Regions from separate parts of the Homo sapiens genome. Here regions 1, 2, 3, 4, 6 and 7 are each linked to region 5. A link is a loop called in an ENCODE intact Hi-C map of the cell type or tissue named here. Cell type or tissue: PC-9. All regions are shown on one strand.

The links. Hi-C counts contacts between places; a loop is a spot of excess contacts. Peaks named below come from ENCODE experiments on the same cell type or tissue, not always from the same donor. Only the 100,000 strongest peaks of a DNase experiment are listed, where the experiment ranks them.
Region 1: it touches region 5 in a loop (11-fold over the local background); 109 of 110 quality-filtered maps call a loop at or near these places.
Region 2: a loop joins it to region 5, with 7 times the contacts of the local background. A loop is called at or near these places in 61 of 110 quality-filtered maps.
Region 3: it touches region 5 in a loop (16-fold over the local background); 79 of 110 quality-filtered maps call a loop at or near these places.
Region 4: a loop joins it to region 5, with 12 times the contacts of the local background. A loop is called at or near these places in 16 of 110 quality-filtered maps.
Region 6: it touches region 5 in a loop (5-fold over the local background); 13 of 110 quality-filtered maps call a loop at or near these places.
Region 7: a loop joins it to region 5, with 12 times the contacts of the local background. A loop is called at or near these places in 12 of 110 quality-filtered maps.

Annotation. Positions count from the first base shown.
Region 1 is chr3:45,936,609-45,940,608 of GRCh38, reverse strand. All of the region lies in intron 14 of FYCO1 (FYVE and coiled-coil domain autophagy adaptor 1), which reads left to right. Among named protein-coding and RNA genes, the nearest start is that of CXCR6, 4.9 kb to the left of the region's middle. RefSeq lists an enhancer at 1,865-3,064. In PC-9, CTCF peaks have their summits at 1,450 and 1,652 (motif pointing left); a DNase peak (open chromatin) is centred at 1,638.
Region 2 is chr3:46,370,833-46,374,832 of GRCh38, reverse strand. CCR5 (C-C motif chemokine receptor 5) reads right to left here and starts at 3,887. Exons shown (of 2, transcript NM_001394783.1): 1 at 3,845-3,887; 2 at 1-1,941. The coding sequence starts at 1,930. The coding sequence ends at 872. It overlaps CCR5AS (CCR5 antisense RNA), which reads left to right. Exons shown (of 4, transcript NR_125406.2): 3 at 3,416-3,589. In PC-9, CTCF peaks have their summits at 1,966 and 2,165 (motif pointing right); no DNase peak of the experiment used is centred here.
Region 3 is chr3:45,759,112-45,763,111 of GRCh38, reverse strand. SLC6A20 (solute carrier family 6 member 20) reads left to right here. Exons shown (of 11, transcript NM_020208.4): 9 at 40-199; 10 at 3,090-3,255; 11 at 3,985-4,000. Among named protein-coding and RNA genes, the nearest start is that of SLC6A20, 35 kb to the left of the region's middle. In PC-9, CTCF peaks have their summits at 1,617 and 1,816 (motif pointing left); no DNase peak of the experiment used is centred here.
Region 4 is chr3:45,510,001-45,514,000 of GRCh38, reverse strand. It overlaps LARS2 (leucyl-tRNA synthetase 2, mitochondrial), which reads right to left. Exons shown (of 22, transcript NM_015340.4): 16 at 766-866. Among named protein-coding and RNA genes, the nearest start is that of LARS2-AS1, 2.5 kb to the right of the region's middle. In PC-9, a CTCF peak has its summit at 2,347; a DNase peak (open chromatin) is centred at 2,280.
Region 5 is chr3:46,077,359-46,081,358 of GRCh38, reverse strand. It overlaps a transcript of XCR1 not described here. Among named protein-coding and RNA genes, the nearest start is that of XCR1, 52 kb to the right of the region's middle. In PC-9, CTCF peaks have their summits at 2,189 and 2,388 (motif pointing right); DNase peaks (open chromatin) are centred at 608, 1,028 and 2,368; H3K27ac peaks cover 1,695 bases.
Region 6 is chr3:45,038,733-45,042,732 of GRCh38, reverse strand. No RefSeq gene overlaps it. Among named protein-coding and RNA genes, the nearest start is that of CLEC3B, 14 kb to the right of the region's middle. RefSeq lists a silencer at 1,872-1,991. In PC-9, CTCF peaks have their summits at 1,628 and 1,831 (motif pointing left); a DNase peak (open chromatin) is centred at 1,872; H3K27ac peaks cover 1,479 bases.
Region 7 is chr3:46,440,887-46,444,886 of GRCh38, reverse strand. It overlaps LTF (lactotransferrin), which reads left to right. Exons shown (of 17, transcript NM_002343.6): 13 at 1,305-1,446; 14 at 3,404-3,471. Among named protein-coding and RNA genes, the nearest start is that of LINC02009, 19 kb to the right of the region's middle. RefSeq lists an enhancer at 1,570-2,071. In PC-9, CTCF peaks have their summits at 1,883 and 2,083; a DNase peak (open chromatin) is centred at 2,126.

The DNA of each region.
Region 1 (4,000 bases), 140 kb after region 5:
GTTTTATACATTGGCATGGTTCCAGGGTTTATGTTTCTTCTCCCCCGACTCTTCCCTTGGAGCAGGCTGTCCGCAGGCATGGTGGCTTGCCAGCACTTGGGAGGAGCTGCATGCTCAGACTGTTTACTGGAGGTGTATGCATGCTCATTTGAGGTGTTTTTCCCTTATCAGTCGTTTCTAGAGGAAGGTCACATACCGGTTAAACTGCCATTTTGCCTCTTAGTGTGCGTGCTTGAGCCCACTCGCCCAACTCCTGAGATCTTGTCAGGAAGCTGCTGATTACCAGCTTCAGATGTTTTCTATCTATTGGGAGACTCTTTCTCTGGCTCTGGCTGCAACCAGTTATTTTAGAGAGACAGCTTAACAATTGCCTGACCATTACTTGATGGTCACCTGACATTCCTGGGGGAGGGGGGCCCTCTCCTGCCCTGCTCATGTCTGCCTAGCTACCTACTCTAACACTAGGAATTTATAAGCAATGGATTAGCAAAGTAAAATCAAGTTAATACAATAATAATAATTTGATAGCAAAATTTAAAGATGCCCCCAGATCACAGAGTGAATATGATGTGTGTGGTGTGGTTCAGCCCAACCTTCCAAACCTGCACTGGTCAGTGGAGCCTTCTGCTGTGAGAGACCTGTGCTGTACCTGCACTGCCCAACACAGTGGCCACCAGTCCAGGTGGCTAGTGCCACTTGAATTGAGCACTTGAAATGTGGCTAATGCCACCAGGCAGCCACATTTTTAGTTAAATTTATCTGATGAATTTAAGTTTATATAGCCACATATGGCTAGTGGCTACTGTATTGAAGAGTGCAGTTCTAAACTGAAGACATCTCCATTTCACAGGAGACTGTTCACAAATGGAGGCTGACCAGAGGGACGATGGGAGCCTGTGTAATCAGGAAAACAACACTTCTCACTCTGCGGGGCTTAGCGAGGCTGAGGGGAGATGGCACCCTCTGGGGAAGATTGGCAGCAAGGCACCTTGGGCCATAGGGATTTTCCAGGCATCTGTTCCTCCCTCAGCTAGTTTCTAAACAAGCAGATCTGTACTGCAGGCAGTCTGCAGGATTAAAGTTGTGCAGTAATTACATAACAAACAGGCTGAGGCCATTTGAGTCGTGACAGGGAAGGACTATAGACTCCCATTTGTAGACACCAAGCTGAAGGGGCTCCACCATGACTCAGAGAGGTGTGGACTCCAGGACTACAGTGCCAGGGGCTGCCTGATTTGTGCTCACCACTTTATTCTGACTCGCTTCTAATGTGGAGCCTTGGGTATGTCCTCCTTTGGGAGCATTTGGGACAGAAGAAAACCTTACCCTGAGACAAATAATGTAGATATTCACTGGGCATGGGCTGTGTGCACAGCAGGCTGCCCAGGAATGCCAGGATGGCACCCACAAAGGGACAGACAAGTTGACGGACTAGAACATGTGCTCAAGAGATATTCACTCAACTGACCACAGGCTGCAGACAGAAACTCGGAAGGAAAGGGTGGCATGCCATCAGCCAAGCTAGCAGTAGGCTGCCATGACCAGAGCAAGGGGAGGAGGAAAGCCGCGTGGGCAGTGAGTATCTGGTATCTTTGCTGAGGCTGCCTCAATAGCAAGGAAAGGAAGCAGCTGTAGTAGGAGGTGGGGTGCCCTCTAGTGGTCATGCTTTGGTTGCTGTCCTTTCTCAAGCTCTTACATCCCTTGACATCCTCTGAGTTGCTTGAACATTTCCTACAACATCTCATGGTAAGAAATACATTTTGCACGGCTACCTAGTTTGCATGTGTGTATACATATGGTCAAAACAAGAGCCTCGAGGCTGGCCTCAGTGGCTCACGCCTGTAATCCCAGCACTTTGGGAGGCCGAGGTGGGCCAATCATGTGGTCAGGAGTTTGAGACCATCCTGGCCAACATGGTGAAACCCCGTATCTACTAAAAATACAAAAATTAGCTGGGTGTGGTGGTATGTGCCTGTAATCCCAGCTATTCGGGAGGCTGAGGCAGGAAAATCGCTTGAACCAGGGAGTCGGATGTTGCAGTAAGCCAAGATCGTGCCATGGCACTCCAGCCTGGCAACAGAGCAAAACTCCATCTCAAAAACAAACAACAACAACAAAAAACCCCAAGAGCCTCATAAATACTTATCCTCACAACATGCAATATACTATTGTATTTTCTGTTTTATTCTATTTCTCTTTTAATGTTGGTCATAACCTCCTAAACTGATTCACAGCCCACTAAATGGGTCATGACCTACAGTTTGAAAACCTATTGAAAAGAAAGCCCTCTGCCCTAATTGTCACCTTTGAGACTGCATCACCCACCTATCCCATTCCTACCTCACTCATGCAGGGCGTCTGTCGGGGCCAGCAAGGGTCTGGGAAACCTGCTCTGTGAATCATCTGCTTGCAGGTAATCAGGCGTTGTCTGTCATCACTGTGGTCAGGGAGGAGGGTGATGGAGGAAGAGAGGAAATTATAGATTAGGACATCTTTTATCCTGAATGCGGGAAAATTGGGAGAACCAAGTACAGCTTTCAGTGTCTCTCTCATTCTGTGTTATTTCTTTATCTCATTTATGGTATTTACGCCTTGGACAAGGATGAAAGCAAACAAAAGCAGGCCTGAGTGACCCTGGCCTGTCTCCTCTGGACTTGTGCTTCCCTGCTGTCAAGTGGGTGGCCGCACAAGCTGGCTCCTTGAGCAGCTTCTTGCACTGATGTTCCCTGTTTCTGTTTGTCCCGAGGTGAGGGTGCGGGCCTGGAAACCAGCGGCTGGAAAGCAAAAAGAAGGAGGTGTTAGGCAAGGAGGAAGACAGAGAGGGGGTTGGGGCCAGGAAGAAAAAGAAATGCCAGAGTGACAAGACATGCCCCTGGTGGCAGCAGGTGCTGCAGCCTGCGTTCTTCCTGCACCTTCCCTGAGAAGAGCAGCGGAGGCTGTGGGCAGGAAGCTGCTGACCAGAGCAAGCCCACTTCTTTCTGAGCCAGTGGGCTCACACAATGCTATCTCTGAGTCCTTTAAAACTTACAGCCTTTTCAAGCCATCAGAACCCAGAGTCCATCTGGTTACATTTGCTTCCATTTAGAGAAGGAAAACTGGGGTCTCAGGAGGAAAGAGCTCACCGTGAGTCACACAGTCACAGTGCTGAAGCTGGAACCACAATGGACCCCACTACAGTCATACCATGTCCCCTGCCCTTGGGGGCCACAGAGACCTCCAGCTAGAGGGAGCCCCACTTGCTCAGGGCTGGTGGCATTCAGCTCCTGGAAGAGCACAGATTGTTTCAGCAATTTAGAAAGAAGCCACACTGCATGGGAGATCTTCCTCATTGATGCCTTCACATGAGGGCAAAGCCATTTTTTCTTTTCTGGACCTAGGTTTCCTCTTTGGCAGAACTGGGGAGTGGAGCTGGTTGGGCTCTGAGGCACCTGAGATTGTATAAGTCCCTGGCTGAGCTGGACCTGGAACCCCACAGGGAAAACACTAAGTTGCAGTCAGGGTATCTAGTTCTGGCTCCAGTTCTGCCTCTGAGGAACTGCCTGGGCCTCTGTGTCCCCATCAGTGAAGTGCAGGGACTTCAATTTGCCAAAATGTTCTAAGGATCCGTAATTCAGAAGGTGTTAAAAATCTCCCCTGGGTGCCTGTTCTTGTGCCCCAGGGATAGGCCAGAGGCTTCTCTAGTTGTGCACTGGCACTGAGAAGGCAGGACCCAGTGGTGCTGGTACCTTGGTCCTGTGGCAACAGCTCTGCTGGCGTGGGCTAGGAGAGTGGTTGATTTGTGTTTCTGCTCACCCTTCCTATAGCAGGAGGTATCTTCCCTACAGCTGCTCCAGGGAAACTGCTGTAGCCCTATTGTCTTCTCCTTGTCCACCTGCTTGGCCCTGGCCCCTGCAGCCCTCCCTCTACCCACAAAATCTGCCAGGGTCTCTGTCATGGCCTCTATGATTAAAGGATCCCCCATGCATCTGGATTTGGCTGCCTGTGACTCCAAGACTGCGGA
Region 2 (4,000 bases), 290 kb before region 5:
TTGGTGGTCTCCTTGCCCTAAATGCTCATCCTTCCTGACCCTCCTTTGGCCACAGAGTAAACCTTCTGCAACACCAACCAGGATCTCCCTGCTCAGCTCATGACTTAGACGGAGCAATGCCGTCAAGGTTCTTCATGATCTAGCCTTGTCCTTCCTCCCCATGTCTTCCCAACCAGCTCTGTCTCCTTCTACAGCCAAGCTTGCCCATGCAGTGCTTGCAGTGAGGCTTCTGTCTTTGCCAGCAATAGATGATCCAACTCAAATTCCTTCTCATTTAAGAAGCTTCCCCAGCTCTCCCAGGCCACAAGTCTCTCGCCTGGTTCTAAGTCAGTGAAACTTATTAACCATACCTTGGAGGGGAAATCACACATGAAAAGTGTCATTTCTTTACTAATCATATTCATGTCTTTTCTCCCCATAGCAAGACAAAGACCTGTTTTAAACACATTTACAACCTATATGTTGCCTTGTACTAGGTAAAAAGTTGTACATTTCTGAAATAATTTTGGTATTTCTGTTCAGATCACTAAACTCAAGAATCAGCAATTCTCTGAGGCTTTCTTTTAAATATACATAAGGAACTTTCGGAGTGAAGGGAGAGTTTGTCAATAACTTGATGCATGTGAAGGGGAGATAAAAAGGTTGCTATTTTTCATCAACATATTTTGATTTGGCTTTCTATAATTGATGGGCTTAAAAGATCTAATCTACTTTAAACAGATGCCAAATAAATGGATGAATCTTAGACCCTCTATAACAGTAACTTCCTTTTAAAAAAGACCTCTCCCACCCCACCCCCAGCCCAGGCTGTGTATGAAAACTAAGCCATGTGCACAACTCTGACTGGGTCACCAGCCCACTTGAGTCCGTGTCACAAGCCCACAGATATTTCCTGCTCCCCAGTGGATCGGGTGTAAACTGAGCTTGCTCGCTCGGGAGCCTCTTGCTGGAAAATAGAACAGCATTTGCAGAAGCGTTTGGCAATGTGCTTTTGGAAGAAGACTAAGAGGTAGTTTCTGAACTTCTCCCCGACAAAGGCATAGATGATGGGGTTGATGCAGCAGTGCGTCATCCCAAGAGTCTCTGTCACCTGCATAGCTTGGTCCAACCTGTTAGAGCTACTGCAATTATTCAGGCCAAAGAATTCCTGGAAGGTGTTCAGGAGAAGGACAATGTTGTAGGGAGCCCAGAAGAGAAAATAAACAATCATGATGGTGAAGATAAGCCTCACAGCCCTGTGCCTCTTCTTCTCATTTCGACACCGAAGCAGAGTTTTTAGGATTCCCGAGTAGCAGATGACCATGACAAGCAGCGGCAGGACCAGCCCCAAGATGACTATCTTTAATGTCTGGAAATTCTTCCAGAATTGATACTGACTGTATGGAAAATGAGAGCTGCAGGTGTAATGAAGACCTTCTTTTTGAGATCTGGTAAAGATGATTCCTGGGAGAGACGCAAACACAGCCACCACCCAAGTGATCACACTTGTCACCACCCCAAAGGTGACCGTCCTGGCTTTTAAAGCAAACACAGCATGGACGACAGCCAGGTACCTATCGATTGTCAGGAGGATGATGAAGAAGATTCCAGAGAAGAAGCCTATAAAATAGAGCCCTGTCAAGAGTTGACACATTGTATTTCCAAAGTCCCACTGGGCGGCAGCATAGTGAGCCCAGAAGGGGACAGTAAGAAGGAAAAACAGGTCAGAGATGGCCAGGTTGAGCAGGTAGATGTCAGTCATGCTCTTCAGCCTTTTGCAGTTTATCAGGATGAGGATGACCAGCATGTTGCCCACAAAACCAAAGATGAACACCAGTGAGTAGAGCGGAGGCAGGAGGCGGGCTGCGATTTGCTTCACATTGATTTTTTGGCAGGGCTCCGATGTATAATAATTGATGTCATAGATTGGACTTGACACTTGATAATCCATCTTGTTCCACCCTGTGCATAAATAAAAAGTGATCTTTTATAAAGTCCTAGAATGTATTTAGTTGCCCTCCATGAATGCAAACTGTTTTATACATCAATAGGTTTTTAATTGCCTACATAGATGTCTACATTGAATTAACTCTCTTTTTGGCCAAGCAATGAAGTTTTGTAGTGAAGGGAAGGTTTGCTGCTAGCTTCCCTGTCCACTAGATGGAGAGCTTGGCTCTGTTGGGGGAATTCATGAAAGCACCATCTCACCAAATAAAATCTTGTGCTCTATAGCACCATGGAGTGAATGAAGCTTTGACAACAATTTTAAGAAACTGGGTCAAGCATGGTGCAGCTCAGCCTTTTTGTTGTTGTTGTTGTTGTTGTGAGACAGGGTCTCACTCTGTCGCCCAGGCTGGAGTGCAGTGGCACGATCATGGCTCACTGCAGCCTGGACCATCCCGGGCTCAAGCAATCCTCTCACCTCACCCCTCCAAGTGGCTGGGGACTACAGGCGCCACCACACCAAGCTAATTTTGTTTATTTTTATAGATACAAGATCACACTATGTTGCCCAGGCTGGTCTCGAACTCCTGGGCTCAAGCGATCCTCCTGCCTCAGCCTCCTAGAATGCTGGGATTACAGGCATGAGCCACCATGCCCGGCTGCAACTCAGTCTTAACATTTTTATTGACGCTAGAGTTAGCCCACAAAGAACATGCACTATGAGCAAGCCAGTAATAATTAAGAGGCCTCGAGGGCACATACTGGATGCCAATCACTGTTCTAAGCATCATACCCATTCATTCATTTAATCCTTAGGGCAACCTTATGAGGCAGGAAATATTTTTCACATTTTGCAGACAAGGACCTTGAAGCACAGAGAGGGTGAGTAACTTGCTCAAAGCCACACAGCTAGTAAGCAACCGATTTTGAATGCGGGAAGCCTGCACTCTTAACTACCATGCTACCCTCCCTCTCAGTCCTCGAAAAGAGAATTAAAAGGCAAGACCATCAGATGTTTGGTGACATGATGTAGTCAGAGTGAAATGGCCGGGTGCCCAAGTCCCAGGGAAGGTCATAGATGACAACAGCCAATTGTAAAATCCTCACATTTTCTGTGAAGTTTGTGTTTGTAGTTTCTGAGTTGCCACAATTAAGAGTTGTCATACATACCCAAGAAATAATATAATAAAAAATGTTTCGTCTGCCACCACAGATGAATGTCATGCATTCTGGGTAGTTTAGTCTTATAACCAGCTGTCTTGCCTAGTCTATTTAAGTTCAGCTGCTCTAGCTGAGAATTTTCTCTTATTAAACCCTGTGAGTCTCAAACTCCCTGCACCTTAGACTAGGCAGCTGAGAGAAGCCCCTAGAAAAGCTCATTTTTAATTTTGAACCATAAAGAATTATATACTAACTGTGCCATGAAACTGATATATTAGAGGAAAATTTTATTTGGCGTTTGTAATTTAATATTAATTTTGACCATTTTTAGGCTTCCCTCTTGTCTGGAGGAAAAAGAAAAAAGAGAACCAGACTTAGACACAACTTCTTGTGGGCACATATTCAGAAGGCATCTCACTGGAGAGGGTTTAGTTCTCCTTAGCAGAAGATAAGATTTCAAGATTTCAGCTAAGACTCATCTCTCTGCAAATCTTTCTTTTGAGAGGTAAGGATTGTTAGTTATTAAAATACTATTGCTCCCTTTAAAGTCTTTCACTCACAATCATGTTTTGTATCTTTGATGTTATAACCGTCTGAAACTCATTCCAAACTGTGACCCTTTCCTTATCTTAAAGATTATATTTTAAGATAATTGTATGAGCACTTGGTGTTTGCCAAATGTCTTCTATGGGTTTCCTGTAAAGTCTTTTACTCATCTCAGAAGCTAACTAACAGGCCAAGCAGCTGAGAGGTTACTTACCGGGGAGAGTTTCTTGTAGGGGAACGGATGTCTCAGCTCTTCTGGCCAGATGAGCTGTGCAAATCAATCATATAGACAGTATAAAAGTAGGAAATGCTGTTTCTTTTGAAGGAGGGTGGAGTTAAATCATTAAGTGTATTGAAGGCGAAAAGAATC
Region 3 (4,000 bases), 320 kb after region 5:
GGTCTCGGGCAGGTGAGCAGCTGGTCTTGTGGCCCCCAGGTCTGGTGTGCCTTGTCAACTGTGCCATTGGCATGGTGTTCACGATGGAGGCTGGGAACTACTGGTTTGACATATTCAACGACTACGCGGCCACACTGTCCCTGCTGCTCATCGTGCTGGTGGAGACGATTGCCGTGTGCTACGTGTACGGGCTGAGGAGGTGAGGAGGCCCAGGACCCTCATTTGCATAGGGAAAACACAGCCACAGAGGCCACGCCCCTCAAGGAAAACAGCTGTTTCTTGATGCACATCTTCACCTCTTCTTTAAGCTTCGCATCATGACTCAACGTTTGTTCTTTGCCCGCAGATCTCAGCTTATGCTCTGCCTCTATTCCATGCTCAGTTTGCTTCAGTGAATATCTTTTTCTCTATTCCCTGTACTTTTGCTTTGTATCATAGGCTGTTTTAGGGTTGACCCTGCTGGACCCCCACAGCTTACTGGGGCAGGGAATTGTGCCTCCAGGCACTGGATGCTCTGATCATCGGCCAACATCAGTATTTTCCAAGAACCCTGACCAAAGTCCAGTTGATAACTTAGACCTTAGAAAATTTGGCAGATTCAAAATTTAGTCAGTGAGGTTCTCAATCCCAGTGCACAGCACGGGACTGGAATGTTTTAGTTCTCCCCAGGTGATGGAATGTGCAGCTGGGGCAAGAGCCACTGGTCTAGAGCAACCTTCAAACTCGAGTGTGCCTCAGAGTCCCTTGGGCTGGTCAAACACAGCTGTGAGACTCACCCCCAGGGTTCTGATCAGGCAGGCCAGGGGAGGGCCAAGAATTCACATTTCTAGCAGGTTCCCAGATGAGTCTGGCACCCACACTTTGAGAACCACTGGCCTAGAGAGCTTTGCTACCTCAAGTGTGGTCCCTAGAGCGGGAGCAGCAGCAACAAGGCGCTCGTTGGGACTGCAGAAGCTCGGGCCCACCCCATCCTGCTGAATCAGATCCTGTATCTTCACACTATGTCCAGGGGGCCTGAGGCACATCACAGTTTGGGCAGCGCTGCTCTAGTGGGTGCGGTTTGGGCGAGGAGGCTGTGCCACGTTGTTTTCTGCCCTCTTCCCCAGTCTTTTTGATCCTCTGTGCTGGTTCAGGGTGGGGAGGGAGACATTGACAACACTCTGGGAGGCAGGCATCCCTGAAGCAGCAATCCCTGCTGTGTCCCCGGAAAGGCCAGGGTCCCGTGCCATGCTGAGGGATCTCCCATGATCCATCAGGACATAAGTTAAACAAAGCCAAATTGATGTCTTTCCCGTAGGACTTCTCAGAATCTTAAAGACAGTTGTGGATCCCAAAGAGAGGGTTAGAATTGCAGCATTTCCAGACTTACTTGGTCAAGGAATGCCTTTTCACCCTCCTCTCACCCGACTCCCACCCTTAGCTACTAACATTTTGAGGACACTAGTGTTAAGGGGACCAACTCTCCCTGTTTCCCCAGGATTGAGGGGTTTTCTGGGACGTGGAACTTTCAGTACTAAAATTGGGAAAATCCCTGGTCACCTAGGAAATGCCAGTCTAGAGGGAGAAAGAGATTGGTCACTGAGAGGGTGAGTGTTTCAGGATAAAAAGAGAAGGTTGGGAGAGAGGAACAGAACCTAGGGCCCGCTGGAGGTCACTAGATGGGTGAGGGGCACAAGTCCATCAAAAAGGGGCTGGTGAAGGGAGACAGAGGCAGAAACAAACGTGCCTTGGAGATGTCGTAGGTGGACTGACCATGTAAGTGGCAGGAGGGGAGTGCTTCGGCTTGCTCAGGTGACACCGCCATCTAGTGACCACCCAGCAACAGTGTCCTGGGGCTTTTCTGCAGCCAGCTCTTCCCAACTTTCTCCATCCAGGAAAGGGGGGGGGGTTATGGGGGTGTGAAGGGACAAGAGGACCCCCAACACTTTTTCACCTGTCTGATTTTGAAAGCCCCAGGTTTTCGTGTCACATACATGAGCCTTCATGGCCTGCAGCCTAGAGTCCAACTACGTCAGCAGCAGCAAAGGGCAGGTGGTGGTCGCCACACAGCCTCGCATGGACACCCAGGACATGCAGCAGGTCCCAGGGAGGGAGGGGCTGTGGCTGCAGCTGGTGACGTCACACCCACACCACCCCAGCCCCTCCCGCCAAGGCTGCCTCTTCCGCTGTAGGGAGCAGGTTTAAAGGCTCTGGGCTGGAGGCAGGAGGCCAACCCAGGTTCTGGGCCTGGTCTTTACCAAGCCCTAAGGAAGAAGGCATCGCAGCCCTGGGCCTTGGTTCCTCCTGTGTGAAATGGGGAGTTTCGTTGGGCCAACATCTCCCAAAATGCCAAAGATACTTTTTATACTGTGTACGTGTATTCAAAAACACACGTACTTAGTTTGTCAAGTCGATGAGAAACTGGCTGCTGTTGTGCTGCTGCTAACCGTAGGTTTAAAAGTAAAGAAGAGGGAAAAGAGAGCTACAGGCATGATGGAGGTGGTGATGGTGGCTGTGGGCAACGCCTTTGGGACTCACTGCCCTGGCCACTCTAGACCAGCTCCAGCAGGCCAGGGCTACGGTCCTTCAGTCCGAGGTTGGCTCTTCCTCTGTCCCAGAAAACCTGCTCTGGTTTCAATGGACCAAGTGATTCTGCTCCGTGGTGTTTCTACTGGGAAAGGGAGTCACTGATTGACAGGGGCGGGCTGGGTAGGGGGGTGGGCAAAGCCGCCCAAGAAGTCCCTGTCATTGATGACCAGCCTGACAAATGTCCATCCCCTGCTGCCTGTGCCCACCATTCCTGGAGGCTGCCCTCTGGGCTATGCCAGCAGCCTTCATCTGAAGGCTGGCATTAGGAAGGCGTCTTCTGATGTCCACTCTCTGCGGGTTGCTTGCTCCGTCATCCCTTCTGGGCAGCCTCAGCCCTTCTCCCCTCCCCACCGCAGCACTCGTCTCTCAAGAAGGTGTCACAGAGGAGCCCAGTGGCCAAGCTCAGACATCCTTTACCACCTAGAACAGAATGTTCCTTTGTGAATAGGGACAGGCAAGCTGGACGCCCTGACCTCCGCAGCCTGGTTAATCCAGACTTTCTCTCCCTGTTTTCCAAATAGATTTGAAAGTGACCTTAAGGCCATGACCGGCCGAGCTGTGAGCTGGTACTGGAAGGTGATGTGGGCTGGCGTAAGCCCACTGCTGATTGTCAGCCTCTTTGTCTTCTACCTGAGCGACTACATCCTCACGGGGACCCTGAAGTATCAAGCCTGGGACGCCTCCCAGGTATCTACTGTCTCCGTAGGGCTGGCGCTGGGCCCCCATGGCCACTGAAAAGCATGGGCCATTCATTTTCCGAAACCAGGGGACTATTTCCATGGTGTGGGTAGGTTATTTGTCACGACATGGAAATATCACTGAGGTATTTTAGAAATAGTCCAGCACGGAGGAGCTGGGCTTTGAGCTTTTAGGTATGTGCTTCAGTGGGGCGAGAGGAAGGCACTCCTCCAGAGCTTCCCCATCCACCTGTCCCCCGGAAGCTGAGAAAAACTCCCGCTGCAAAGGCGCCAGCTCCTGCCTCCTGAGCAGCGCTCTCCTCCGCGCCTACCGCAGCAGACAGCACTGACAGAGAACGTTGCTACCTTCACGGGAAAGTCCCATTCCAGGCTAAGAGTAGTCGCCTACAGTTTAGGTTCCCTGAAAGTTGCCTTAGACATAAGGTGCTTGATTATTACCATGGTTATTCATTATGGGTAGCTCCAAACAATAGCTCTACACCCACTGGTTCAAGTAGTTACTATTATTCCTAGTTTATGGAAGAAAAAGAAGGTGAGGGCAGTTAGGCTCCTGGCACATTTGCTAGTGAATTGCAGAGCCCGTGGCCCCAGGAGTGAGGACACCGGCCCCACATGCTCTCTGCCCACGTCACATCACCTCCCCATCACGGATGGGCCCTGAGGCCCAGGGGCAGTGCTCAGCAGGTGCTCTCTGCTGACACTCAGTCTCTCCTTTCAGGGCCAGCTCGTGACCA
Region 4 (4,000 bases), 570 kb after region 5:
CTCCTGACCTCAGGTGATCCACCTGCCTTGGCCTCCCAAAGTGCTGGGATTACAGGCGTGAGCTACCACACCTTGCCCCTACCCATTTTCTAACATGTCATATATTCCACGTGTGTGCTGGGTGCACGTGATACATCCTCACCATGGCACCTGAAGATCTTGTGATCCTCAGGGTGAAAATGAAGGGTGAAATGTAAAGGGTAAAGGGTGAAAATGCAGAGTGGAAGGAAAAGGCTTGGGAGAGCTGGGACAGGAGGGAAGTTCGGGGAATCAGGGGGAGGTGTTTTACTGGGAAATGCTAAGAGGGGGCTGCTCTGGGGTGCTACGAGTAAACCGAGTGCTGCCCCCCAAGGTTCTGAAATGTGCCACTAGAACATGTTGGGAGAAACACTGGGAGTACCCCAGTTCTGGAAGAATGTGTCTTGGGCCTGGGGGCTCTATCCCTGAGGTGGGCTTTCAAAGATGGTCTGGGATAGGAGGTCATGCCTGAGTTGACTCTGTTACATACAAATGAAAACCCTGCCAGAAGCTGAGGTGGCACTTTGGCTGAAGGGGGCTGCAGCAGAGGAGCAGACGGCCAGTCCAGGACCAGGCTTCAGGGGGCGCAGGCCCAGAGGGAGCTGAGGCTTAGAGACCTCACAGCCAGCGGGTCTCTCTCCTGCATCCTCCCCACTCTAGAGGCAGATGCCTGCTTGCTCAGTAGCTCTCAGGCCTGGCCTTGGCTCTCTGGGAGTACCTGGATGGGACCAGATGGGCCATTCTTACCTGTGAGATCCACTTCCTCTCTCTGTAGATACTGTCCAGATGGTAGGCGGAATGTCTGCCCCTTGATAAGGCCTTGGGCCAGCAGCTTATGAAAAGGCTCCCTGAGGAAAGATGACAGGAAAAGAAAACAGGAGGAGTGGGACATGAGGCATTGAGAAAACAGCAACGCAGACCTTCCCTCGGATGGGCAGAAGTAGCTGCCCCTCATAAAAGCAGGCGGGCTGACCAAGGCCACTTATAAACCCAGCTTAAACAAATGGCTCCTTAGAAATAAGTGATAAGAAAATAAATTCAGGCTGGGCGTGATCCACCTGCCTCGGCCCCCCAAAGTACTGGGATTACAGGTGTGAGCCACCCCACCTGGCCTAAAAAAAGTTTTAAACCATACAAGTCATATATGACTATAAACCTTCTGTTCAAATCCAAACACTACCACTCCTTTCTAGGCCTATGTCCCTTTCAGGAGGCAGTTCTTATTAATAGTTTGGTATATATCCCTGGAAAAGTCTGGAGACATTTTTCAATGCCTTTGTATACATAAATGTGTACCTATCCACATATGGTTTTTATAGATTTTTGGGGATTTATATAAGTGGGATTATACCTTATGTATACTTTATGGTATTTCACTTAATGATATGAATGGATTTCTCCATGGCAGTTCATATAGATCTATCTCACTTTTTAAAAAGTTACCTAGTGTTCTGAAATATGAATTGATTATAACTTATTTATAGTACCTGTTTTAAAAAGTAGTTTTAGTTATACCCTTACTGGGTAAATAGTGACATATAAACTTTTTCTCATAAGAGGATAAGAACAGGTTGACCTTCATACTGAAATTATTGCAAATTTGCAGTTGTTTATTCTTAAGAATCTGCCTGATTCAATTTTGAGGCATTTCAGCAAGACCTATTCCAAACTCAAAGAATGATTCATGGCGATATCTGCTGATAACACACGTTAAGTATTTCGTGTTCAGGGTATCAGGTAGGAGCACTCATTTCCTGGAGATCCAGTGATGTTCCCCACAAACATCACCAGTACATGGCTTTGGTTGCTCAAGGTAAATTTTTAAAGGTGTTTTTAGGGCAAAAGTTAGGAGAGAATGATCTGGATTCAAAGATAAAGATAGGTAGGATGATCAAAATCAGCAGCATTGGCCAGGCGCGGTGGCTCACGCTTGTAATCCTAGCGCTTTGGGAGGCCGAGGCAGGTGGATTGCCTGAGCTCAAAGTTTGAGACTGGCCTGGGCAACATGGTGAAACCCCGTCTCTACTAAAATACAAAAAGTTGGCCAGGTGTGGGGGCGCGCACCTGTAGTCCCCGCTGCTTGGGAGGCTGAGGCAGGGGTTGCTTGAGCCCAGGAAGCGGAGGTTGCAGTGGGCCGAGATCACGCCACTGCACCCCAGCCTGGGAGACAGAGCGAGACTCTGTCTCCAAAAAAAAAAAAAAAAAAAAAAATCAGCAGCATTAAGCCTCAAGAAGGGGCTGGGAATCCAAGGAATCCTATTCTTAGGTCTTGTATTTTATCAAGTGGCACAACACTGCCACCTTCCGAGAACGGACAGAATTGCAACCTGCGAAAAACTGACTAACCCCAGCTGTTCAGCCTAAGGCTGCAACTTTTGCCTCGTCTTTTATAACTTTTTTTTTTTTAAGGTAAACTGTTGAGGTATAGCACACATATTGAAAAGTGTAAGTCCTAGCGGTATAATGATGAATCTTCACAATATAAAACACACTTGTGTAACTGGCATTCAGCCCAATTAGCAGAACGTGAAATCAACCTTCCATCCGCTTCTAGGCACTGTCTCCTCACTATGGGCCCCTATAGCCTGACTGCTAACACTATTATTTCATCTGCCTGTTTCTAACCCGCTTGTAGCCATTTCTTAGTGAGAGCTCTCAGGGGATGTCCACATGGGAGGCTTTCCCCAGAACTGGCAGGCAGGTCCTCAGCAGTGCACCCACACCAAGACCTGCTAGTTACATGAATATATCCTAATGTCTGAAAGCTTCCAACAATGAAACTTGACAGTTGAAGCTCTTCTGGACTGTCTTCTCTGAGGGTTGCAGTGCAGCAGGGGCCATCTCAGATGGATCATCTAGAGCAGGGATGGCAAAACCTAGCCAACTATCCCCAGTGCCCTTGCCTACAACCACCCAGACACCATTCATCGACAGCAGCACTCCTGGTGCTCAGAACGAGTCTCTGAATTCTTCTTCGTACCATATAATCAGAAAGCACAGAGTTATTATGTGAAATGTATCACTTATTTCTTTGGTATTTCTTGAGTGCTTGCTATGTGCCTGGCACTGAGCTAGGCACTGGGGATATAATGTTGGGCAAAGCAATCTCTGCCCTTGGGGAGCCAGCCTGTTTACGATCACTGAACCAAACCAATGCCTGACAACTCTCAGAGCTGTGAGGGAGGAAAAGAAAGAGTGCAGTCATATTTGAAGAGCTCCTCCTCCCAATCAAGTCCAAATTCCTCCGCATAGCCATCCAGGACTTCTCCCTGTCCCCTGCCACTCCCTCTGCTCTTTCAAATGTTGCCTGCATGTGCTTCCACGTCTTTACTCACGCCATTTCCCAAACTGTTATCAAAACTCTAGTCCTCCTTCCTGGCTCAACTCAAATGCCATCTCCACTGAGAAGGTATCTCCTGGTCAGAATTAGAATTAGTTGTTTTTTCCTTCCTGATGCATCCTGTGTAGTGCCTGTAATTGTATCTAGCAGCTATTACATTTTATTGTGTATTTAGGTAAGCTGCTTGCCTGTCTTTCTCCTGTGAGGAGTAGGAGGATGATTTTTTTTTGAGACAGGGTCTTGTTCTGTCACCCAGGCTGGGGTGCAGTGGCACAATCACAGCTCACTGCAGCCTCAGTCTCCTGGGCTCAAGTGATATTCCCACCTTACCCCTGCAAGCAGCTGGGACCACAGGCGCGCACTACCACACCCAGCTAATTTTTTGTATTTTTGGTAGAGATGAAGTCTCACTATGTTGCCCAGGCTGGTCTTGAACTCCTGAGCTCAAGCAATCCTCCTGCCTCGGCCTCCCAAAATGCTGGGATTACAGGCATGAGCCACTGCTCCTGGCCTTGAAAATCCTTAAAGGCCACTCTCAGTCTCCAGTTCCTAACAGATGCTCAGTAATGTTAATTGCCTTGAACTCAATCAAGCTTGTTTCAGTGGATGAATAAACCTACCAGCAGCAGGGGTGGGGGATAA
Region 5 (4,000 bases):
AGAGCTGGTGTTTTCCAAATGGTGTGGATCACAGGCTGAGCAGAACTAATGAGACAGCCTTTGGCCAGGAGAGGTTAAAAACTTCAATTAGTTTGGCCATTGAGTTTTTATTATACCATTGGTGTGTTTCACCAGTCCAGAGGATTGGGGGTTAAAAGCACAATTGGAATATAGGCCAAATGTTGCAAATGGATTGAATTACTTGACCAGTAAAATGTGTTTCTTGGCCGTTCTGGAGCTCAGATGAAACTCCCCATGAAGGAATTATCTTTTCTAATAACAATTTTCTTACTACTTGGACCATGGCTCATTGGCACGGGCAGGTTTCATCCCAATGAGAAAACACATAAATTAGCACCAGAACATATCTATAACCCTGAGACAGGGGCAGCTGGATAAAGTCCAATTGCCATATATCAAAGGGTCCTAAAGGTAAAGGAAAATGTCCCTGTAACCTATGAAGGAGTTTTCCAGGATTATGTTTGGGACAAACCATCAGCAAGAATAAACAAGAGGGGATGGTTTCCAATAATATTGCTTTCCCCAAGCTGTCGTTTCATCTGGATTCCAATGAGTCAGCTCATAAACACATCATTTAAAGGGTAATTGAAGCCCTAAGGGAAAGATTGGTCTATCATTAAGTCCACATCATAAGCCTGTTTCTGGGGAAAACTTGGTTCCTTTATCTTTCCTGAGGTCGATTTCCTTCTTGAGAGCTCCTGTTTGTGCTGCTTCTAATAAAGTTCTTGTTTGTTTGTTTGGCAGGGGGGCTGGGGTTTTTTGTTGTTTTTGTTTTTGAGACAGGGTCTCGCTTTGTCACTCAGGCTGGAGTGCAGTGGCACAATCTCAGCTCACTGCAACCTCCGCCTCCCTAGTTCAAAAGATTCTCATGCCTCAGCCTCCCAAGTAGCTGGGATTACAGATGTGAGCCACCATGCTTGGCCAAAGTTTTAAATGGGTAATAAGTCTGTAAGGACATTTCAAGGTATCTATTGTCTGATGTAACCTTCAGGACTGCATTCTTAGCGGCATTGTCAGTGAAATGATTGCCTTTGCTCTCTGGAGTATCTAATTTGGCATGACCAGGAATTTTTATATTTTTATGAGATTTCAGTTGGGGACTGCTTCCAAGAGGTTGGAGACTTGTTGGCTTTTTTTTTCTTTTTTTTTTTTTGAGACAAGGACTTGTTCTGTTGCCCAGGCCAGAGTACAGTGGCACGATTATAGGTGATCTTGGAGGCTAGCATCAGGCATTCCATTCCAGAATATTGTTAAAAGGTTTTTTTTTTAACTGTTCAAAATAATTAAGCACAAATTCATCTGGCCTTTGAGTATATTGTTGAATTATCTTCCACTCTACATTTGAGGAAAGACCCAGGAAATGGCATCACAGAGAGACTTGGCTAAAGTGTGGATCTTCTCATGGTCAGCTTCTGTTTGTTTTTCCAAATCCTCTGAGGGATTTTTCCAGATTGCCTTTTTTGCCATTCAGTGGCCCTGCCTTCTCATACCAGCATGTGAACTAATTGATAAAGGTCAGAATATCTGGGCTTATAAGTCTGGACAATTAAAGCAGATTGTTCTGCAAACCCTATGGGATCTTGGAGCAGGTCAGGGAAGTCTTTTATAATATTCTTCAGTTCAGTTTTTGTCCAAGGGGTATACATAATAGTGGTCTCACCTCTTGCTGTGGTTTTACCTGAAAAGGGGCTGCCAAAATGGGGTTTCAGGGAGGGGGTTCAAGTTCTAGGGAATTTCCTAAGGTGGTAGTGGGAGGGAAGGAAGGGCAGGACAGGGGACTTGAGATAAGAGAGGATATAAAGGTGCAGGGGTAGGATGAGGAGAAACAGCTGGAAGTGGAAGGGAGGAGGGCTTCAAAGTCTTTTTAAATTCAGAAATAGATTTAGGATCTTTTTGTTTACCTCTTGGATTGAGGCAATTTTCTCAGAATTTATCTTAAAAAAACTCTAGGTGCCATTGGAAGTAATTATCCTATTTCATGTTCTAAAACCAGCTTTTTTCTCTATTGTGCACACAAATGAATCATTTTGGGCATTTCAAAAGACCCACATTTTGGCCATTGTTGATGATCATCCTGGGCTATATGGGTCCGTTTTCCTAGATATTTACAAGAGGATGTCTCATAAGTGTTGTACATAAAACCAGATGGTGTTTCTAACAATGGTTGTCCCTTAAAAGAGCGCTCAGATTTTCAAGCTTGATTTCCCGTAACTTAGGAACTTCTTAAAAATGACCAAGGCCCAGGATGTGTTTGGGTGGAAGTGTGGTGCTTACGAGCACTGCTCCTCTAGGTGTCACCCAAAAGTCATGAGTTGCTCTCTTACGTTGTCTCAGAATGCCTCTAACCACCAGGTGGCACCAGAGTGCTAAAGGTATGAGCGATCAGTCCCGTATTTTATGCCCATGCAGATGATCGAGTCCCTAAAAAACGTTCTTGTGGTGAGGAATACCCTACGAGCGTCCTTTATATCCTAGACAACAGCCTTGACACCTCTGCAAAGTCTGCAGAGACTCTGCAAACTCTGCAAAGTCTCCAGTCACCTAGAGCACTCCAATTGGTCAAAGTGAGCAACTGCCCTTTCTCCATAGCAAGAGAACTCACTCTCATGCACTTTTCAGTTTAGAACTAATAGGAATTGGTCACAGATGAAACATCCAAGTCTGAATTTCAAACAATAGGAAGCAGCTGCAATTTTAAAAGCGTGCTATGTAAAGCAAAACCACCAATGTCAAATTGCCAATGCCTGGACCCAGACCTCCCTTCCCCAAGGCAGAGGTGAAAAAACGCTGTTCCCCCTACCCTTTTTCTTTTCTGGAACCCAAATCTCCTGCCCATTAGGCACAGATGGAAAACTCCCATTCTAGTAAGGGAGGATCGGAAAACATAGCTCAGGCAAAATCTAGACCTTCAACCAAAAAATGGGAAAGGCCCAGATCTCAGCAGGACTCATACCTTACATTCAACAATTTCTCTCAAAGTCAGAATACAAGAGGTTCCCAGAGCTGGCCAGGCGCTGAGTCTGGGAGGTAAGTCAGATAGTAGAGCCAAGGGGGTTATTCTGAATCCTTCTCATGGCACCAAAAATGCTGACCCCAAAGGAAGAAGATGAGGCACAAAATATATTCATAATTTTGAAGACTTTACTTGAGCCAACATGAGGCCAGCTGCTCAGGACACACTTCCAAGTTGCTTTGGGGAGTGCCGCATCCAGCCTTTGTTGCGAGCAGGCTTTTTAAAAAATAATTTCAACTTTTATTTTAGATTCAGGGGGTTACATGTGCATGTTTGTTACATGGCTATATTGCATGATGCTGAAGTTTGGGGTACAAATGATGCCATCAGCCAGGTAGCGACCATGGTACCCAATAGGTGGTTTTTCAGTCTTTGCCCCTTTCCTTCTCTCCCCACTCTAATAGTCCCCAATGTGTGTTGTTCCCAGCTTTATGTCCCTGTGTGCCTAATGTTTAGCTCTCACTTATAAGTGAGAACGTGCGGTATTTGGTATTCTGTTCCTGTGTTAATTCACTTAGAATAATTGTCTCCAGCTGCATCCATTCAGGCAGGTTTTTAAAGACAAAAAGTGAGCAAGGAGTGGACTGATACAAAGCTATTTGACAGGAATTCTCATTGGTTTGCAGAAATAACATTGATTAGTGATTGGCTTTATGTTGTTGAGCTACAGCAGTGGTCCCCAAAATTTTGGCACCAGGGACGAGTTTCATGGAAGACAATTTTTCCACAGACCTAGGAGGAGTAGGGGAGATGGTTTGGGGATGAAGCAAGTGCATTACATTTATTGTGCACTTTATTTCTATTATTGTTACATTGTAATATATAATGAAATACATGACTCACCATAATGTAGAATCAGTAAGAGCCCTGAGCTTGTTTTCCTGCAACTAGATGGTCCCATCTGGAGGTGATGGGAGACAGTGGCAGATCATTAGGAATTAGATTTTCGTAAGGAGCATGCAACCT
Region 6 (4,000 bases), 1.0 Mb after region 5:
GGAATTTCTTGAGGAAGACTCAAGAAATGGGAAGAGATATTCTAGGGCTGATGAGTTTTTTTCCAAAAGCCTAACCTAGGAGGCAGCTGGCTTCACATAAGTCTGGTTCCCAACCACTACATCTTGGAATCACCTGGGGAGCTTTAAACACTACCAGTGCCTGATTCTGCTCCCCAGAGATTCTGATTTAACCAGTCTAGAGTGTAGCCAGGGTATTGGGTTTTCTAGAAAGTACTTCAGGTGATTTTACTGTCTGGCATGGCCTGAGAACCACTGACCTAACTTTCAATTTGGCCAGATCCTTATTAGTTCAGAGCCAACTGCATTGCCAGACTATCTTCCCTAGAGAATTGTCTTTCTTGTATAATAAGGAACTAGGTCACAGCTGAGCTCACTGTGGTTTTTTCCTACCCAGGTAAAGTCATGCTTTTTGTTATCTCTTATGTAGGGGAGTTTCGTTTCCAAAGCTTTTTCATCGGTACCATTGTTCCACAATCTTCATAATTGTGTGCCAAGCAGCAGGGCAGAGCCTTTACACAGGTGTAGTCCACAACAGCAGCGTGAGGGAGGGAATAAGCCCACCTGCCAGATGGGAAAACAGCCTCAGAAAGAGTGATCCTAAGCCTGGGTCACTGTGGTTCCCAGTGGATGATCTGTTCTTCACCTCCCCGTGCACATCTCTCATCATAGAAAGCTAGCCTGGCTCGTGGAAGCAGAGTATCTGGTAGCTAAACAGATGTGGACTCCAGGCCCTTCTCTGCTGCCTTCACTAATGGCCTTGGAGAGAATCATTCATAGGTGATTTGAAGTGATACAGTAACCACAGATAAACCAGCCATGGCTGACTTGAGAGGCTAAGAAACTTGTCTTCAGCTTTCATGTCTGTGAACTTGGCTCTGCTGCTCCTCCCATTTCAAATCATGCAGATGAAGAAACCACAGTTCAAACAGTGTGACTTCTCCAAGGCCACAAGACTAGAAGGTGGCAGAGCTGGAATCTAAATCTAGAGTTTCTTTCTGACCTAGTGTCACTGCCACTGACAACCTGGTTTAAGAAAACCCTAGAGGTTAGAGGAAGCCCTAGTTTCCTAATTTGCCTTTGGCCTAGCTGTGTGGCTTGCCTGTCCTCATCCAAAAAGCATTTTCCTACCTTATTGTCCAATTTTCTCAACAGTGCAAACCAGGAGAGCTACTCTCAAAAGCAGCTCCATCCATTTGTCTTTGAGCTCTTAAAAATGCCGAGTGTCCTGTCAGGTGGTAAACAACAACTCAAGAGCAGGCTCCAGGCAGAGTGCTTGGTGCATAGTAGGCACTCAATACTTACCAGGTGTTGACTTGGAGAAATGGTTTGCAAAAAGCTACTTCCTACTAAAAAAGTGAGACTCCTGGGCTCATTCTCTAGCAAGGTGTGTGACCATGGCTGGTCATTTAGCCTCCCTGTACCTCAGTTTCTTCTTCTAAAGATTGCATTGGGCCAGACACTGTGGTTCATGCCTGTAATCCCAGCATTTTAGGAGGCCGAGGTGGATGGATCACCTGAGGTCAGGAGTTCAAGACAACATGGTGAAACCCTGTCTCTACTAAAAATACAAAAATTAGCCAAGCATGGTGGAGCACGCCTGTAATCCCCACTACTAGGGAGGCTGAGGCAGGAGAATCACTTGAAGCCAGGAGACAGAGGTTGAATTGAGCCGAGATCACATCACTGCACTCCAGCCTGGGCGACAGAGTGAGACTCGGTCTCAAAAAAAATAAAAATAAAAAAATAAAGATTGCATTGATGTTTCTCCCCTGGCTGTGTTCTCACATTGCATGAAACAACAGTGCCTTCTAGTGGAGAAAAAGGTTAGTTGTTTTGTGGGTTGTGCCATGATTTTCAGCTTGAAAGATTCATAAACCATGCTCATAGATGAGTCACCCATGAAAAGCAGGTGAGCTAGAGCTTACCATTAGGCCTCAGAATAGCCCTAAAAAATCTGAGTGGAAAATGTGTTTTTACAGGAGGCTGTACCACCAATCACAAATACACATCAATACACATCACTATCAACTCTCCTTTACACATCTTTCACAATCACATCAAGAAAATCTTAAAACTTTCTTCAAGATCCAGGAAGGACTTGATTTATATAGCAGATGGCATGTGGGCTTTGGAACGCAACAGACCTGTGCTGAAATTCCAGGCCCATCACTAAATGTTCTCACAAAAGTTATCTTTATACCTCATTTTCCTCAATTATGAAATAAGTTTAGTAATACCTCCCTGCTAGGTTTATGAATATTAAATGTTGCCCAGCTCATGGCGAGGGGCTTTGGGGTCAGTGCAAACATTGTTAGTTTTGTTTTTATTAATATCTCCTTTTTATCTGTGCAAAGCCAAAATCAAAGGAAAAAGTGTCACCTGGGGGTCTAAGGCATTAGGGCCACATCAGCAGAGCAGTGTTTTCGGATGAGGCAAAGATGTGCATGTTTGCGCATGGAAGAGAAGATTGCTTTCCATGGGCCAGCTCCAACCGAGGCCTGAACCAGCCTTTCTCTCCCATACAACTAGTGCTTATGCAGCAAAGGTCATGGTTTATGGTGGGTGGGAGAGACCTGGGGGAGTTACGGAAACAGTAAGACTGTTATTTGCAATGGTTCAAGCAGGAGACTTGAGCCCCACAGCAATGGAATTGGAGGAGAGGGAACAGATCAGAGAGTTCTTTGGGAAGCAAAAATCATAGAGTCCTGGTAATTACTTGGATCTCAAGTGTCTCAAGACAGACACTAAGTCACCTTTGATGCCCCACAGGTTTGGCGTTTGGGTAACTGGGCAGGTGAGGATCTTCACAGAGATGGTAAACTCAGGAAGAGGAGCAGATTTGAGTGGAAAGACCCTGAGTTCCCTTTTGGACATGTTGACATAGGTGCCTAAGGGCTTCTAGGTGGTGGTGTCTACCAGGCATCTGAACGTGTACACATTTGGGATTCAAGAGATAGCAATGGCCAATAGTCACTGCAGAAAATGAGACAGTCAGTGAAGGGGATGAGCCTTGATGGGCAGAGGAAACAGCCACCATTTCCATTCTACAAAATAGCTTTCTTATCTGGAAAGGATTCTACAAAAACTTTCCTGAGAACAGTGGGTAGAATCTTGAACTCAGGAGTCTTAGAGATCATCTAATCCAAACTTCATTTTGCGGATGAAGAAACTGGGGGCCAAGATGCCCCACAGGCCTTCTCCAGGGTCCCACAGCCAGAACTGCCAGGACCAGCCTCAGGTCTCCCATGCACCCCTTTCTTCACACGGAGGGTCTCCATCTGTACTGCCTCCTTCCAGCTCTTCCTCCCCTTGGCCGGGATGGGCTGGGGTGAGGAAGGGTGAAGGAATGACCAGAAGGGAAAGGAGGAACAGGAACAGGCACAGCAGAGGTGGTGGAGTGAGGAGAAGAGAGCAAGACTCAGCCAGGTCTGTGCACATGGCTCCCACACACTAGTGAAGGCCAAGAGCTGACAGAAGGATCCTTCCCAGAAACCACCTCCTCCTGCTTGGCCATCCTCACAGATGCCGAGGGCAGCACTGTTCTCCAAGAAAGGGCTTAGGCCAGTGCCCCTGCAACTTAGTTTTCTAGCATTCCCCTAACACAATTACCATTAGCACAATTGATCAAATCAGAACAGGTCTATGACATATTTTTATAAACACAATTAAACACTACTCTTAATCAGATGAATAGAGTTCTTAAAAATTGGCTCACATATCTAGCAGAATACAGCAGGATTCAGCATCAATAAGATTCCTATTTTTCACTTTTAGAGTTGTTAATGTTGAGAAACTTTGTTCAGATAAGTAAGTTGGTGAGACTGAAAGGAGTTTTGTTATAGCAGTGTCACTTAGTCCTTGAGCTTCTAAGGTAAAGGTCAAAAGTGTTCTGTCAGGAGGGAGAGAATTAGGACAAATACCTAAGGCATGCGGGGCTTAAAACCTAGATGATGGGTTGATAGGTGCAGCAAACCACCGT
Region 7 (4,000 bases), 360 kb before region 5:
CTAAGCAAAACTGACGCTTACTCTACACTGCAACGGAGCCTGAATAAGACCTCAAGAGCCTGGCTCCACCTGCTTCTGCAGTTTTCTCTCCCCACCACACCCCACACTCATCCTAGTCAGCATCAGCCACACCCTGCCTGCTGTGGGCCCCGTGGCATGGTGTGTAGCACATCCTCAATGTGACTCCCTTCTTGTATGGGCGTCTCCTAGGGCAGGGGCTCCACTGCATGGGTTTTTGATCCTGGCCGGGGCAGGCAGCTTTCACGTGGCTCTGCTCCTCACCAGCTCCATGGCAGCCTCTGAGCTGTAGGGAAACTGCCAGGATGGAATGGGAACTCCCAGCTTTTCCTGAGGTTGACACATAGTGTGGCTCTTCCAGCAGCAGTGGGAGTCTGATAATGGGTGACGTTTGCTCAGTGGGGCAGAGCTTTCTTGTCACCTTTGTTTATTCTTTCTTGGGTTAAATCACACAATGAACGAATTCAGATCAGGTTCAGCTGCAAGGAACAGAAAACTCCTGAAATAGTAGAGGCTTAAACAAGACAGAAGTTAATTTCTGTGTCATGTAGTCCAGAGGTGGTTTGCCTAGGGCTGGTATGAAGACAATATGGGGTCTGGAACCTGGGCTTTAATCATTTGGCTACTCTGCCATTTGTGTGGCTTTCATGCTCAAGGTCACCTCATGGCCCACATTGCATCTCTAAGTCCAGTCCCTGCTTCTGCATTCTATGTGCAGGATGAAGAAAGAGAAGGAGAAGAAAGGGCAAAAGGCATGTACCAATTGTCTTTCAAGGATGTTTCTGAGAAGCTGGCGCCCAACACTCCTGCTGATATTTCACTGGCCTATAGCTACCCATATGGCCATATGAGCCCCAGGGAGTCTGATAAGTCTAGTCTTTATACCAAAGGGCCAAGCACCCAGATACAAAGCAGGGTTTCCATTACTGATAAAAACAAAATCAGATCCTGGACTAGGCAACTCACAGGCTCTGCTGCACACAGCCATCACGGTCATGAGCTGAGTCCCCAGCTCAAGGCTGTGATGACGGGACCCTCCAGGCAGCCACAGCTCTCATCCCCAGCCTTAGTTGGGTGTCCATCTGTGCCTACAGTCTGAATGAAGCTTTTCTGGTGGGTCCTATGTTGGTGACAACATGTTGCTTTGTGATGGTGAGTGTGTTCTATCTAGATTGCTGTCCTGGGAAGTCTAATGAACTGAAACCACCCTGCATCGGCTGTTAGGTAAAGGTTGCTTGTGTGGACTCAGGTTTGAAGAGCTGACTCCCCGTGTTCCTTCTCTCCAGATGAATATTTCAGTCAAAGCTGTGCCCCTGGGTCTGACCCGAGATCTAATCTCTGTGCTCTGTGTATTGGCGACGAGCAGGGTGAGAATAAGTGCGTGCCCAACAGCAACGAGAGATACTACGGCTACACTGGGGCTTTCCGGTGAGTCTGTGACTGAGCTCCATCAGGATGGGGACTTACCTCATCCCTCAGCATGTCAGCATTGCAGTTCTAAGGAGCCAGATGTGACCTGTCACAGCAGAGTGGGGGTCATCCTGTGGGTCAGCTCATGGGTGGCCCCAGTGAGGGCTGTCCCCACCACACCCACCGCCCCAGAGAGTGGAGGCTGGCACCAGGGCTGTCTGACCTCAGCTCCGCAGTGCTTCTCCCTGTGGCTTTGAGCCAAGATCAACAGCAGTAGGCCTCAATAGCCTCGTCCTGAAAATCAAATGGGTAGAGTGTGGTATCCTAAGTGCTTCCTACAATTCCATTTATGGGGAAGAATTCTCTTTCCCATCGCCGCCCCTTTTCTTCTCACCTAGGTCATGACTATGGCTTAGGTTTCCCTTTTTCTCTGACTTTGGCCTTAGAAATGGCAAAGAGATGGCAGAATTGCAGTGTTATTCTCCAGTAACGAAGTGAAAAATAAGCCAAAAAACAAGTTTTCAGAATTCATAAGTTATAACCACTTAGTGACTTGTAACCACACCCCACGTTTTACAGCACCATTCATCCGGGTGTTGCTTCTCAGGGGCACTATTTACCAGTGTGAAGGGTGCAGAGAGGATCTTCCCCTGTTCCTTTTCCTCCATTTGCCAAGAGTACATTTCACGACCAGATGGCGTCATGTGTCTGAGGGTGTCTGAACTTTTTAATATAAATTCAACAGCCTTGTTCCAGTAATGGAATGACAGAAAAGTAGCTTTTGCTATATAAGTGGCTCATAAAAAAAGACCCAAAACAAAAAAAAATGTTTTGTGAATGTATAAAAATATCTTTAAGGGACTAAGGATTTGCAAATGGAAATGTGATTCTACTCAGAAATGCTGAACACATGTCTCATAAGAGCCCGAAAGAAGCATGTGCTCCTCTTTTTTTTTTTTTCAGACCTGCAGCAAGGTATTAGTTCACTGGAAACACCCACATTTTAATATTCCTAATTATACTGGAAGAAAATCCCTTGTCTTTTGTTTAAATTATATCTAGAATCTAGATTGGGGAAATTTATAGCAAAATCATTAAAAGCTGAAACCAGTGTCATACCCCTTTATTTCTATCATCCTTATAATGCTGGTTCTTAATTTTTAACTTTCTGCTGACTCTGTAGTATAGAAGAAGATCTAGCCTCTCACACTGCCCCCAGCACCTTTTCCACCACACAACCACAGACTTCAACTCTCTTCAGCACCCAACACGCTAATGTCATATTCAGTACTTATGACTGTGTAAGCGTTATTCTCATATTATATTTCCCTTATTGTACAAACTTTTTGTTTACTCTGGAGTTCATAAATGTCTTTTCTTATTTGCTTAATTTTCTGCACTTAAAAAAACACATCACTATCTCATCCCCAAACTGTCTGCCAGTAATGTAAATCTCCTAACAACATGCATACACACACACACACACACACACACACACACACACACACACACACACACACACACTCTCTCTCTCTCTCTCTCTCTCTCTCTCTCTCTCTGGGTGCTATCACAGTTTCATCATTTACTTGGAAGTGCTGCTCCAGAAGGCATCCATCTTCCTGCTGCAGTTTGGACTGGTTGCTGTGTAGGCCGCCTGCACATCTGTGGTCCTGGGGGTCCTGTTGACCATTATTTTGGTGCTTTCCTTTGTCTTACTTCATGTTAGATTGCCTGTTTCCTGGGTCGCATATCTTTAGATTTCTTGGTTTTGTAATGTCTTTTATATAGGGTTTTAAAAGGAGGGCAGGTACACCTGTGTTCAATCTGCCGCTGTAAACAGTAAATTCCTAGAAATAGTTGTCTTTTAGATGTTTACTTCCATATTTCAGTTTTTGGAATGCATATTACAAATATTTATGAAAGCCCCACTAGTTTCTCTTCTGTAATTATGTGTATATTTTCTGGAACATTTTAGGTGCCTGGCTGAGAATGCTGGAGACGTTGCATTTGTGAAAGATGTCACTGTCTTGCAGAACACTGATGGTAGGTGAAGGTGTTTCCTTTTCTCCTTCAAAGCAGAGTCTTTGGCATCACAACACATCTTAGTGTTCAGATTTGCCTTTGGGAAGGTTTTATAACATTTTCCATATTTGTGATTAAAAGAACTCCAAAATTCTTTATCTCAATAGACAACATGATAACATCTGTAGGTGTCATATGGATTTTGAAACGAAATTCATACACACACACTCTCTCTCTTTCTCTCACACACACACACACACTCACTCTCACACACACAGATACTAGCCATGCTCAGTAGCAAATGTCTCCCTGGCTTCCTCTAGTCAACCACAGAAACACACTGTCTGCCCACATGAGATCATGCATGCCTATTGGAAACTGTGGATGATGCTACAAACTGGGTGAACATATGCAAATGAAGCCTCCCTTTATGAAAAAGGAAGTAGAGGCCTTCATTCATCCCCATGTGAGCCTTGGTCTGGAGACTCCTTGGGAGTTAGTGGGAACAAAATTACAGGTGGTTGCAGATGATGGAAGATAATCTTCCAGC